Regions from separate parts of the Mus musculus genome. Here region 1 is linked to region 2. The links are chromatin loops, found by intact Hi-C in ENCODE. Cell type or tissue: left cerebral cortex. All regions are shown on one strand. Each heading gives the region's core, and the rest is flanking DNA. Links, peaks and the distances in the headings are about the cores only.

Evidence for each region. A loop is a pair of places that touch in the nucleus more often than their neighbours do. Peaks named below come from ENCODE experiments on the same cell type or tissue, not always from the same donor. Only the 100,000 strongest peaks of a DNase experiment are listed, where the experiment ranks them.
Region 1: it touches region 2 in a loop (5-fold over the local background); 2 of 42 quality-filtered maps call a loop at or near these places.

The regions. Positions count from the first base shown.
Region 1 is chr1:150,390,159-150,396,697 of GRCm38, forward strand. It overlaps Odr4 (odr4 GPCR localization factor homolog), which reads right to left and starts at 2,897. Exons shown (of 14, transcript NM_145511.2): 1 at 2,532-2,897; 2 at 78-198. The coding sequence starts at 176. It overlaps Tpr (translocated promoter region, nuclear basket protein), which reads left to right and starts at 2,680. Exons shown (of 52, transcript NM_133780.3): 1 at 2,680-2,855; 2 at 3,198-3,500; 3 at 5,041-5,145. The coding sequence starts at 2,786. In left cerebral cortex, for the core only: a CTCF peak has its summit at 2,923; DNase peaks (open chromatin) are centred at 2,669 and 2,996; H3K4me3 peaks cover 2,340 bases; H3K27ac peaks cover 1,778 bases.
Region 2 is chr1:151,345,038-151,351,576 of GRCm38, forward strand. It overlaps Ivns1abp (influenza virus NS1A binding protein), which reads left to right. Exons shown (of 15, transcript NM_054102.2): 2 at 4,339-4,566; 3 at 5,944-6,072; 4 at 6,517-6,539. The coding sequence starts at 5,962. It also overlaps the pseudogene Gm10138. Among named protein-coding and RNA genes, the nearest start is that of Ivns1abp, 3.8 kb to the left of the region's middle. In left cerebral cortex, for the core only: a CTCF peak has its summit at 3,474; no DNase peak of the experiment used is centred there; H3K4me3 peaks cover 37 bases.

The sequences.
Region 1 (6,539 bases), core at 1,975-4,474, 960 kb before region 2:
TAGTAAATCGTATATATAATTGAAACTAATGAGTAATTTGTTTTTATCAACCTGCAGAGTAGCAGACATATACATACCTGTCCTATCAAAAGACCAGAGACAAAAGGTTTTCCCTGGAGGTTGATGCTTGAAAGATACTGGCCAACAGTCTCTTCTACAATGTAGGTTCTTCCCATTATAGACAGCCAATTCAACAGCCTAAATTGCAAGAAATAAAAGTTAGCATTTTGGGGGGAAAAGCGATTTCTGATGTTTTAGCATTGGTGGACAGGCAATAGAACAAAAAGAGTGGCCCATTCCCAAAACTCTCCTATTTCTTGCAGTGATCATTTATAAAATAAGGCATTCTTTTCTGTACAACTAAAATGCAGCTTTGGAAATCTTTTTTTTTTTTAATTTTTTAAATTTATTTTATTTATGTGAGTACACTGTCGCTGTCTTCAGACACACCAGAAGAGAGCATCAGATCTCATTACAGATGGTTGTGAGTAACCATGTGGTTGATGGGAATTGAACTTAGGACCTCTGAAAGAGCAGTCAGTGGTCTTAACTGCTGAGCCATCTCTCCAGCTCCCAGCTTTGGAATTCTTAGTACAGTGCTATAAGAAAAAACTCCCGCTGCTAGGCAGTGGTGGCGCACGCCTTTAATCCTAGCACTTGGGAGGTAGAGGCAGGTGGATTTCTGAGTTCGAGGCCAGCCTGGTCTACAGAGTGAGTTCCAGGACAGCCAGGGCTACACAGAGAAACCCTGTCAAAAAAAAAAAGAAAGAAAGAAAGAACTCCCTTGGGGCCAGAGTGGTGGCTTAACGGTTAGCAGCCCATGCTGCTTTTCCACAGAGCTTGGGTTCGGTTTCCAGCATCCAAGTCCAGAGGTGCACAAATGCCTTTAGCTGCAACTCCAGGAAATCTGACTCCCACTTCTCAAGTCTGCACACATGTAGCTTGTTCACACAAATATACACACCAAACGATAATAAATCCAAAAATCTTTTGAGAAAAGAAAAGAAGGAACAAGAGTCCCAGCCAGATATGGTGGTGCAAGCCTGGAATTGCTGTACCCTTGAGGATGAAACAGACTTGGCGCTTTGAGCTGGAGGCCAGCCAAAGCTATATAGTGAGTTCTGGGACAATCTGATCTAAAGAGTGAAACCCTGCCTGGAAAGACACAGGAAGAAAACAAAACAACAATAACAAATATAATTACCAATTGCCATGAGAAAGCAAAGTTACTTCTCACTCTTGGGATAAGGAAATAAGGATACCATTCAACACATCTAATTTCTTATTTTAGATCTACTCCTTAGCTGCATTCTCTATGACAATTTATTGGTGAACTTCGATATTCTTGTTTCTAAAATATGGAAGCTGAATTTCTGATTAGTTCATTAAGAGGAGAGAGACTCAAATTTGTTTACCCAATAGTGACTGTAAAACGACTGTTTTCTACAAATTGTGCAAGGTGGGAAGGCACAAATGTGTGATTGCTGCTATGAGACAACTCCTAATAACAGCCACTTAGGTAACCAGTCTGCAATGACAATTATCTATATTGCTTCAATTCTACACGGGACATTTTTCTAAGGACTTCACATGTATTGATATTTAATACAAATTCCTGCACGGTAAGTACTATTATTGTCGTCTCCGTTTTATACATAAAGAAATCAAAAAGAAATGTTAAATAACTCCTCCAAATGACTAAAGTAGTGAGTGTGAAAGGTGGGATTTAAGTTCTCTCAATCTGTTTTGCTTGCGGTGGCAATGATACTCAGCCCTTCAATTGAATCATTGCAGGAACATCTCCTGTTCTCATCTCCTGTCCTCTTCTTCAGCTTGTGAATTCAGTTATGAATCTCCTACTAATTTAATCCCTCCCATCCCCTTCATTAAGACAGAGCCTGACTCCTAACACAGGCTGTCCTGGAATGATAACCCCCCCACCTCTTAATCCCTGTAGCTGACACCACAGGCATGTGCTCTCCTTATTTTCAATCAAAAGGCAACAAATTCTTCCAGAAAAGTACCCAGCCATGAAACGAAGTACACGCTGATATTGCTGAGTCGTGTTCGGGAAACAGACATAGTTCTGTTACTGTGGCAAAATGACAAGTGTCTCAATAAAACTGTCCTAAAAATGTTAAAATTAAAAACGTCAACATCAGACATTTGCCTGCAATGTCATCTTACTACATAAACAACAAAATTTGATTTTTTTTCTGTTTAAAATATTAACCAGACTACTTTAATTTCGCACTAAGTCATTCGGTACCTCACACCCACAAAAGCATGTAGGTACCAGGTTTGACACTAAGCTAATCTCCTCCGAACAGGGCTTGAGTGTGCACCAGTGACTGACTGTTCCATATGGTCCCTAAATCCTTTCTTTTCTCCCCGAAAAGGAAGCTGGTGGTGCCCGGGTGCACACATATTCCTTGGCCGACTAACTTGATCTCAGAATGTGCACATGTGGCAAATAAATCCCTGGAGCTTTCTGTCAGCGAGAGAACTCGAGTTAGGGTACAAGTAGCTACCTTCAAAGGCCAGGTGCCACTCAGGTCCCCACGTCCACAGCCAATGATCTCATCAGAAAGCGACAGCAGAGACACTTCCTACTCCAAACGCGGGTCGCGGCCCCAACGGGTGCAGACTGATGACGCAAGCCGTCCCGCACCCATCTCCGCAGCTCTTCTACCCAAGCGAGGGAGGCCTGCACCCCGCCCCTCTCGGGGCACCGTTAAGATCGTGGCGGTAGCCCAGAGCCTGTCGAGACACCCTGCCGTGACCCATGACCTCTGGTGGCTCGGCTTCTAGAAGTGGCCACAGAGGAGTACCCATGACATCCCGGGGTTTTGACGGTAAGGTCGTCTTGCTCCTCCGGGATAAGGACGAGGGTGGCTGCGTACTTATGTAGCGCCCCCGCGCGGGCACTCGTCACAGCCATAGGAGGCGAGCCGGGGGCGGGGAGAAAGAAGGAAGTGGGGCGAGAGGTGCGGCCTGAGCGCGCGTAAGCGGGTGAGAAATACACTACATTTCCCAAGAGTCTCTGGGGCTGGAAACCGGTGAAATCCCCAAAAAACTGGGGCCGAGGCTGCTGTGAACTCGCTTTCCCAGCGTGCCTAGCTCCCGGTGGCTGCGTGCGCAGAGAGGGCGCGGCGGCGCGGCTCTGGCTGCACCTAACGCGGGACTCTCTTTCCCAGGGTCCCGCCGCGGGAGTCTCAGGCGGGCAGGCGCGCGAGAGACCGCGAGCGAGGCGGCGGACGGGGCGGCTCCGGCGGCTGGGCTCCGCGCTTCTCCTTGCTCCTTGGCTTCTCCTTCAGCCGCTGCGGCTGTTGCCGCGATCCCGGCCGACATGGCGGCGGTGTTGCAGCAAGTGCTGGAGCGCCCGGAACTGAACAAACTGCCGAAGTCGACGCAGAACAAACTTGAGAAGTTCCTGGCCGAGCAGCAGTCCGAGATCGACTGCCTGAAGGGGCGGCACGAGAAATTTAAGGTGGAGAGTGGTAAGTGTGGAGACGCTCTTCGCGCTCCGGTCTGGAGCTGGGGCCCGACCTCCTTTGCACGCCTGCCCTCTTCTCCCTGGTGAGGTGTTCAGGTAGCAGCTTCTCAGGCTCCATGTGCAGCGGAGGCCTTCTCTCTTCTCCCCGCTGTGTGGTTTAGATCGGGGGGCGGGGGGATCCTCCCCGATCTAAATCCACCTTCGTTTACCTCGGTTTCCTTTTACTAAGCGTAGTCTTCTGTGGAAACTCCTCAATGGGCCCACCGACAGAAACTGGAGAATTTGGCCCAGTTTGCACCAGATTTTTAGGACTATGCAATCCTAATCTAATGTTGTTTTGCTGTACTTTAAATGACAGTTAAGCGCCCCCCCCCCAGTTTGTTTGTTTTTAAACTGGATTTATAAGCCTTTACCCATTTCCCCCCTTTAGTGCCTTGTTTTAGTGTGTATAGCACCCTGTGATCTAATAATGCAGTAGATGGTCGCGATGAGGAATTTGTATACAAAAGGACGGTACTAGAAAGAGCAATGAAATGCGATAAATGAATATATGGTGGTTCTCCCAGAGCGTTGAGACTTGATAGGAAATATATAATAAAAATATCTGCTTGTACGTTCTTGTCGTTGCTTTTGTATAAGGAAATTAGAGACATAGCTTAAATATTCTTGGGAGAAAGAAAACAGTTATTTAAAAAACAGAGCCGGGCGGTGGTGGCGGCGCACGCCTTTAATCCTAGCACTTGGGAGGCAGAGGCAGTCGTATTTCTGAGTTCAAGGCCAGCCTGGTCTACAGAGTGAGTTCCAGGACAGCCAGGGCTACACAGAGAAACCCTGTCTCGAAAAAAAAAAGAAAGAAAAAACAGAATTTTTTGTCACATGTTTTGGTTTATCATTAATTGAGGGAATGGGGTCTATAGTATGGTAGATTGATTAGAAATTTCCACCTAATTTAATTTTTTTCTTCAATAAAGTGTAGTTATCAAGCAACGTTGATAAGTAAAAATATCCAGTTATTTTGTGACTCTTAAGAAGTTTGTATAATATACTGTATTCTGTTAATTAATTTACACACAGTCAATACTGAGTAATTTATATGTCCCAATAATGGGATGAAGTAGACAAATGCAGTCCCTTTTTGTGGGAAGTCTGCATGTTTATTTTTACAGAAATTTAGGCATCATTTAAATTATTTTTACATTAACCCCTTTAAAACAATGCACTTTTTAATTAAGTATTTTTATTTATTAGGTAACTTATATTTAAATGTTTAATAATCTCCTGAGATCTGGAGAAAATACAACCTTGCCTGCCTAGATGAAATTAATTTATGAACCCTCTTTTAGTCAATGTTGTCTTTATATGCCAGTTAAGAATAACAGGAAAGTCCTTTTCAGTTTTTAATCTGTTTATTAAGATTAAAATTTCCAATAGTGTATCTTAAGTTTTGCAGTCAGTATTAGAAGAAATAAACAGTGGTATTAATACTGCTTTCAAGGGCACGTGTGCATGATGTTATTCATAGTGTGTGGACTTGTCTTTTGTAGAACAACAATACTTTGAGATAGAGAAGAGGCTCTCACAGAGTCAGGAGAGGCTTGTCACTGAAACCCGGGAGTGTCAGAACTTGAGGCTGGAGCTTGAGAAGCTAAGTAAGTATTTGATTATATCTTTATAACTGTTCTTGGATGCCCAGCTACACCTTTGAAAATCACACTTGCAGGGAGCTGCCCCTCCTGGAAACAGACTTTCCAGGTAGCAAAGCCCTAAGCAGGGATACAAACAAGGTAAGAATCACCTAGCTCTCCTGCCTTCAGGCCTAGAGGCAGACTGATCACACTATGGACTCCAAAATTGTGTTGTTTACTGGAAAAACCTGTTTTTAGTTCTAGTGTGGCTCAGCCATGGCACGCACTTTTAATGTGGGAAACTTTCTGCATGAGTATTGTAAACAGGCAGAGCAAGCAACCAGCTGACAGGAAGTAAATTATAAGTAAAGTAGGATTATTAAGAAAAAAAAGAAACAGCCAGGCAGTAGTGGCACACGCCTTTAATTCCAGCACTTGGGAGGCAGAGGCAGGCAAGTTTCTGAGTTCAAGGCCAGCCTGGTTTACAGACTGAGTTCCAGGACAGCCAGGGCTACACAGAGAAACCCTATCTTGAAAAAAAACAAAAAAGAAAAAAGAAAAAAAACAGAATAAAAGGAAGTCAGGTCAGATAGAGAGGCATACAGGAAGTAGAAGGGAGGGACATTAGGTTTGAAGGAGGATTTTTTTGTGATATCTTGAGAGAGGAGCATTTGTTCTGGAACTTCAGCTGGGTGCCTTCTCTGCCTCTGTGAGCTTGCAAACTTTCACCCCAGCATCTGGCTCCCTAGTCTTCATTGATAAAATCAAAAGATTGAGATTTTTGTTAATAGAAAACATATCTGTTACATCTTGTAAATCATATGATTTCCTCATACTAAATGCCTTTGGAACCTTGCCTTCCTCAACCCAAACCACAAAAAAAGAAGAAAAAAACATAGTGGTTTTAGTCTAAACATAGTGGTTTTAGTCTAATTGATGGTGTCGACAGACCTTGGGCCTATACCTCCTGCTCACTCCTTCCTCACCGGAACCTTAAAAGAACACAGTGCTCTCTCTGAGAGAGCCTAAGCTTTCCTTCCCTACCCTCTGACTAAAGGCATTCAGACCTGTGCCTTCTCAATGTCCTCTCCCTCACGTCATTCTCTGTGAGCAGCTACTTACAGTGTGGGAAATGCTCAGAGGCCTTGTCCGAGCAGTTGCAGTTTGTGTTCCCATTAGTAAAGGCGTGGTAAGGACATAGGCTGTCACAGTCTGCAGACCTGGTTTCTAATTCTGACTAATAATAAAAGTGTTCTTGCCACACGTGCCATATGTAGATGGCTTTTGTAAAAAGGATAAAAGTAGTTGGAAGCACGTGTGTTTACGTAGCTTTACACATCAAAGGTACTATTGAGAGTGATTGAAGTAGCTTAAATGTGTACTTGAAGGTTTAAATAGTGATTTGTTTTCATATTAAA
Region 2 (6,539 bases), core at 2,327-4,826:
GTAGACATCGTTTCCCGCTGTCAGGAGCGAGGTGCCGGCTGCGGTTTGGGGCTCTCCGGGCTAAGACTCCCCGCGGCCGGCGCGTGGGGACACAGAGCCGCCCTCAGAGCGCATCGGTTCCAGGGGTTAGGCGTGGGGTGGCACGGAGTCCCTGGTCGCCGTGGACCACGGGGTCCTTTGTTCGAGCTCCACGTTGCCCGCTTTTCTTGCCAAGCGCGGGGAAAAGGAGGCGGGAGGAGCGAGGGAGCGGCTGCCCTGACGTGTCAGCTCTGAGTGACTGCGCCGCCGGCCAATCGCGGCCAATCGCGGCCGGGGGTGTGCGGGTGCCTCGCTGTACCCGCCGAGAGCGCGCCCCAGGCCTTGCAGCGCGGGGTCCCCGGCGCGCCGGGGCACAGGCTCCATGTTCTCTGAAAGAAATAGGTGGAGAGCAGGCTTTTCGTCCGATCACCTTTTTTTTTTTTTTTCTATTTTTGGGTAAAGGACCTCGTTGATAAGACACCGGGGAGTGTCAGAGTGGAGATTAACGTAAGGAAATCTGTACACACACACACACAAATTTGAGAAATATTTCCGCCTTTCCCTCAATAAGTTGCAGATAAATGATTCCGGAGAGCAAACATTTCGATCAAAAAGAAGTCGGACGGCCTAAAAGGCAACGTTTTGTTTAATGTCTGTCAGTAGTGGAGGTTAGAACACCCAGATATCAAGTTCTTAGGAGTTTTGTTGTGGTCTCCTGTTTTGGCAATACACCATAGCTCTGGAAGTAAGAGCACACAAGCCGCACGGACTAAATCACCTTAGCCATATTTTCTTTAATTTTAACACCAGTGGTTGACTTAGGAAAAAAATAACTAAGAAAATAGTTTCAGGTTGAATCCTGCTAAGTCTTTAATATCTTTAAAATGTTAAAGGACTTATTTGTAAGCCTGGATGTAAACATTGACTGGGTAGAACTGGATTGAAACCAATATGCTGTAATGCCACCTAGCAGGCATTATATCAAACCCACACTTTGGTGGCTTCCTTGCAGGGAGGCCTGGGGTGGCTTTCTTTTGATTTCCTAATTAGTGAAATCTTGAGTTAATTAATAGATTCCCATTTCTGTAGCCTTTGTCTTAATTTATAGTTGCCTTCTAACTTTGTCTTTTCCAAAGACAGCATTTCACGCTTTATTTTAGTTATTGGTGGGAGGTTGACCTTGTTTTTGCATTTCTTGTTTGGATGTTTTAAGTGCCATATAAATTTAGTTTTTCAAAAAAGTTTCTTGACTGTCTTGGCCAGTGATATTAATGTGACTTACCCCAGAGGGTTTTTTGTTGTTTTTGTTCGTTTGTTTGGTTGGGTTTTTGTTTGTTTGTTTTTGTTTTCTAGCTTTTTAGCAGTTTGATGGTATAGTCAGATGCTGCAGGTAGGAATTTTTGAAGGTTGAGCATATTCCTACCTTCTGTTGGTGTTAAAAGTATTATTGGAGTGATTTCTGGTTCAGTTACCACTGTGTTAATGTTTCTAGCCCTGTAACAGTACTCTTTACACTTCTGATGTCAGCCTGGATATCCAAAAGTACCTCAGCATTAGAACATCCCAGTCTTGCTTCTTTTTTCTTTCTTATTCTAAAAGTGGCATGTTGATAGTGGTGCGCCCATGTTAAGATGCCTTCAGCCCTCACTCAGCGCCTTAGTTGAAGACCAAGTCAGCATGGGTGTGTCTAATCTTCATTAAATGTCTCCATGTTCTTTCCAGGCATGCCCCCACCACACCTTCTCTAACACCCTTTTGTCAAACCTTCATCTGGTCTCCATACTTAGCATTGTTTAAACCTTAAAATAAGTTGGTAATTTCCGCTTCACCGTGTACCATGTGCATCCTGCAGTCTACCTTCTATTGAAACCAAAACAGCCACAGTTTCTGGACTCTGTGCTGCCATGTCTTATCTTCCTCTTTGCCTGAGCCGGTTTCTCTGCTTTATCCGCCTCTACGGTATCTAAGGCTGCAGAAACTGAGCTAACTCCATTTTGTTCTAAGTTTTTTTATTCCAGTATGTGTCTGCCATGTTTAGAATCACAAGTGTCTGTAGCTTGTGGTTAAGTGTTTGCTTGATATGCTTGAGCCCCTGGGTTTAGTCCAACACTGGGGAGGGAATTCTTAAATTACTAAGTGATTGACTTCTTTGGAAAAAATTACCTTGAAACTTAAATATTTGTGGTTTACCTTAGCAATGTTTGAAAATGTGATGTTTCCTTTTGCTTAGCAGAGGGTGGGAAATGATACGCTGTTCTCACAGCTCTGTAAGACCCGCTGGATTATATTTCACTTAGGCTAATCTTCTGGGCTATAGTAACTCTTGAATACCAAATAGTAAGTCCCCTGTCTTCCATTTCTTCTACCAACCACACTAAGGAACTGAAATGTCTTTAGCAGTATATATTCATTTTCACACCAGTTTCAGTGTTAAAAATGGATTGGCTCAAACAGTATTTTAAATACAAAAAGTACATTTTATATTCTTATATGACTTAGGGATGTTTGAGCCTTGGTCTGGCTTTTGAAAGATAAAATTTCCCCCATTTTAAAATATCATTAGTTACTGTGCATAAGTTTTATATATGAAATAAGAAACATGAAATTTGAGAATACTTTAAGTTTTTAAAAAAATTTTATGTAGTGTGGCTATTTTGTCCAGAAGGCATCTGATATACCCAAGCTTATCTTAATGAAAGTAAACATGAACTTTTAAAAACAAGTTTGTATTAATTTAAAGGTCATTTGGACTTGGCTAGCTTTTTAGAGTTGTAACAATGGGTAGGTATTACTGATAAAGGCGAAATTCATATTAAAATCTTTGCTAGACAGTCTCATGTAGCCTCAGTCAGCCTTGAAACTTACTATGTAACTCAAGTGGGCTTTGAACTCTTAATCTTCCCATCTCACTCCTAAGTGCTAGGGATATTGGCTTGTGTGCCCATTTCATATGTTAAAATTGTAGTAAGCAGAAAGTCAGATATTAAATAAAAAGACCTTATTTCTCAAAATTGAAAGCAGTATTGTAGTGTACATATTGTACAAGTGCATATGCCAGAATTACCCCAAACAGTCTCTACAAAGTTTTTCTCTTAAAGACTATAGTAATTTTACTCCTACCCCAATAAATCTAAGTTAGAGCATCCAAGCTATCAAAATAATAAATATTTCACCTTCTAAAGGACCAGGTTTCAATTTTTTTTTTAAGATTTATTTATTTATTATATGTAAGTACGCTGTAGGTGTCTTCACACACTCCAGAAGAGGGCGTCAGATCTTGTTACAGATGGTTGTGAGCCACCATGTGGTTGCTGGGATTTGAACTCTGGACCTTCGGAAGAACAGTCGGGTGCTCTAACCCACTGAGCCATCTCACCAGCCCCAGGTTTCAATTTTTAGCATCATGTAGCTGGTCACACTGTAACTCCAATTCCAGCATATTCATTGCCTCCTTTTGGCCTCCGAGGGCACTGCATACATGATAAACAGACATGTACAGGCAGAACTCAAGTTTAGAATGTTTATAAATCTCCAGTATGGTCTCTGTATGTACATGGTATGGGATTACCTGTTTTCAGAGAACATTTGTTTTGTTAAAACTAGTTTTGTAAGAAAAGATAAGAAATTATAAAGCAGAAGAAATCAACATCATAGCAGTGTAATAGAGTTGATACAGTTTTTGTTTTTAAGATGGTCATGCAACACAGGCTGCCCTTTAAAATGACCAAGGCAGAGGATCGGCCTGGAAGCTGAGCACAGAACAGCAGTTCTGGACAATTGTGCGTGACTTCAGAGAGGTTCTGAGTGTGGGGCCCGGGGAACTGGCGAAGGCTCCACAGCTAAAGGAGTTCACCTGTCAGGAGTCGCCTTAAGGATTTTCCAGCTAGAAAGGCAGCATGAAACAAGGGCAGGGTTAAATGCCAAGCACACCTTGGGCAGTGGGGTATCTGGCTTATAGCATATATGTGTCTGGGAGGAGTGCCCAAAGGTGCTTTCCTGGCTCCTAGAGCAAACATCGGGTGTTTTCATGGTAGCTGGAATCTAATAGTAAATACTTTTACAGTTAATATTTATATTTGTCCTTTACTTCCTAGGCTAGTATATCCTTCTTTAATAATAAGAAAGGATTTTTTTAAAGAAATCACTGAGTACTTGTATGTTAAATAAAAAGGAGTTGTTAATAGTTTGTTTTCTTAATGTAATGTGAATATTTTTTGCCTTTTACCTCAAAGAATAACTTATTTTATATGACCTATTCTACCTACATGAATGGCAGACTGATTCTTCCAAATATCTAACTTAGATATGCTATTTTTACAGATTATGATGCATGATTATCACAGAAGAAATTCATGTCTATAGCTTTTAAGGACTTGATTACATCATTTTCAAGCCTGCTAGTTTTGGAACCACCATTAAAGCCTAAGACATCTCCCTTCAGTCAGCCACCTTTCTTCACACTGTAACGAAGTGCTTTGTTTCAACACTCCTTCTTTGTCTTTGGATCATTTGCGTTCTCAGTGACACATTTCTCTTCAGTAATTGTTGGTAAGTGAATATTCTGCATATTTAGCAGTAACTTTGTTTGGGGTGTGAGCTGGCTCAGTGAGAAGAGGCACTTTTCTGCAGAAGCCTGGCAACGCACATTTGATCCTTGGGAACACTGGTAGAAGGAAGAATTAAACAAAGTTGCCTCTGACTTCCACACACCCTAGGGCTGGGGCATGCTTCCCCAACTTAATAATAAATACCATTTTTTTAAAGACACGGGTTTTCTGAAAACTGTACTGAGTATAGACTCTATCTCAATGTTTAAATGGTCAGAGAGATCCTAACCATTTGGCTATGAAAACTTTCTTTTTAACAGTGTGTGGGGTGGGGGAAGGGGCGGTCTTTCCTTTTTCCTTGTGGGTCCTTGGGTCTTGAACTCAAGTCCTCAGGCAAGGTGGTAAGTACACGACCTGTTTAGTGCCCATCTTGCAGGCACCTAACAAGCATCTTTATCATTTTTAAAAATTTTTTAATTAAAATTTGATTTTTTTCTTTCCTCCTTTAGTATTCCTTTTTGTGTATTCTGACTTTTAAGTTACTTTAAACTGAATCTCTTACTCTTACTCATTTAGTATAAGTTACTGGTTTATAAGTTAAGTTAAAAACTTGTTTTGAGAACAATAGGCTGGAGATGTAGCTCAGTGGTTGTGTTTACCTAGCATATTTGAAGCCCTTGGTTCTGTTCCCAGTGTTGTATATAGGAAATGGTGTCTTTACAAAGAATTTTAGTTTTCCAGGGCTGGGAGTATGTGCCTCTGATAAGGAAGGGGGATTGAGTTCAGGGCCAGTCTCAGCTGGGTTCTGAATTGAAGGCCAGACTGGGCTATATGAGATGTCTCAAGTGAACATTGGTTTAATTTTGAGAGTAACGGATGGACAGCAGCCAAATCCCTACATGCCTCTCTTAAGCCGCTTGCTGTATAGGTTTGGAAAGAGAAAGATTTCATTTTCCTTCCTTCCGGAGGAATGCGTGTTTGACCTGGAAACCAGGTTTAGGTTGTTGAGATGCTCACTACTGGGTGATGGTTACAAAGTCATAGGATCAAAGTCAGGCTGAGGTCATCCGTATCCTGGACCAGTGTTGTTTGAGCTAGGATTTTGTGCAATAAATGTTTTGGTGTGTTGGTAGGATAGAATTTGGGTATGTTTGAAAAATACATAACATTCTTTTTTGAAACAATGGTTTACTGTGTACTGTGATTGTCCTTGACTTTACTGTCTTGTGTATGACCAGGCAGGCCTCAAACTCAGGAATCTACCCGCCTCTTTCCCAAGTGCTGAGATTAAAGGTGTGACTCACCATACCCTGCTTGAAAAATTTTAAGAACTATTTACATGTAAAATAACTTAGCTTTCTTTTTTTTTTCTGTTTAGCCAAATTTATAAGGAAAAATGATTCCCAATGGATATTTGATGTTTGAAGATGAAAATTTTATTGAATCATCTGTTGCCAAATTAAATGCCTTGAGGAAGAGTGGGCAGTTCTGTGATGTTCGACTTCAGGTATTTAAAACTTAATTCATGACCTTTTGTTACTAAAAAAGTAAACTCATAAAACCATAAGTTGTGCCCCCACCCCCTAAACAGGCAATTAATGAGATGACTAGGGGGTTTTTTGTTGTTGTTGTTTTGTCTTGTTTTTTGAGATCTTATTTTTTTACGTGTATGGGTGTTTTGCCTGCATGTATGACTTGTACCACATGCCACATGTGTGCAGTGCTGTGGAGTTGAGAAGACGGGTAGGATTCCCTGGAACTGGATTTACAGGTGGTTAGGAGCTACCATGTAGGTGCTGGTCCCATGGAAGAGCAGCCAGTGCTCTTAACCATTGAGCCAACTTTCTAGCGGTGAGATGACTTTTAACTAGAACTGTGAGACAGAGGAAGCTGGTATGTTGAGTGCATAGTCAGCAAGACTTCTTTCTCATTTTGGTTTTCATTATTTCAGGTCTGTGGCCATGAGATGCTAGC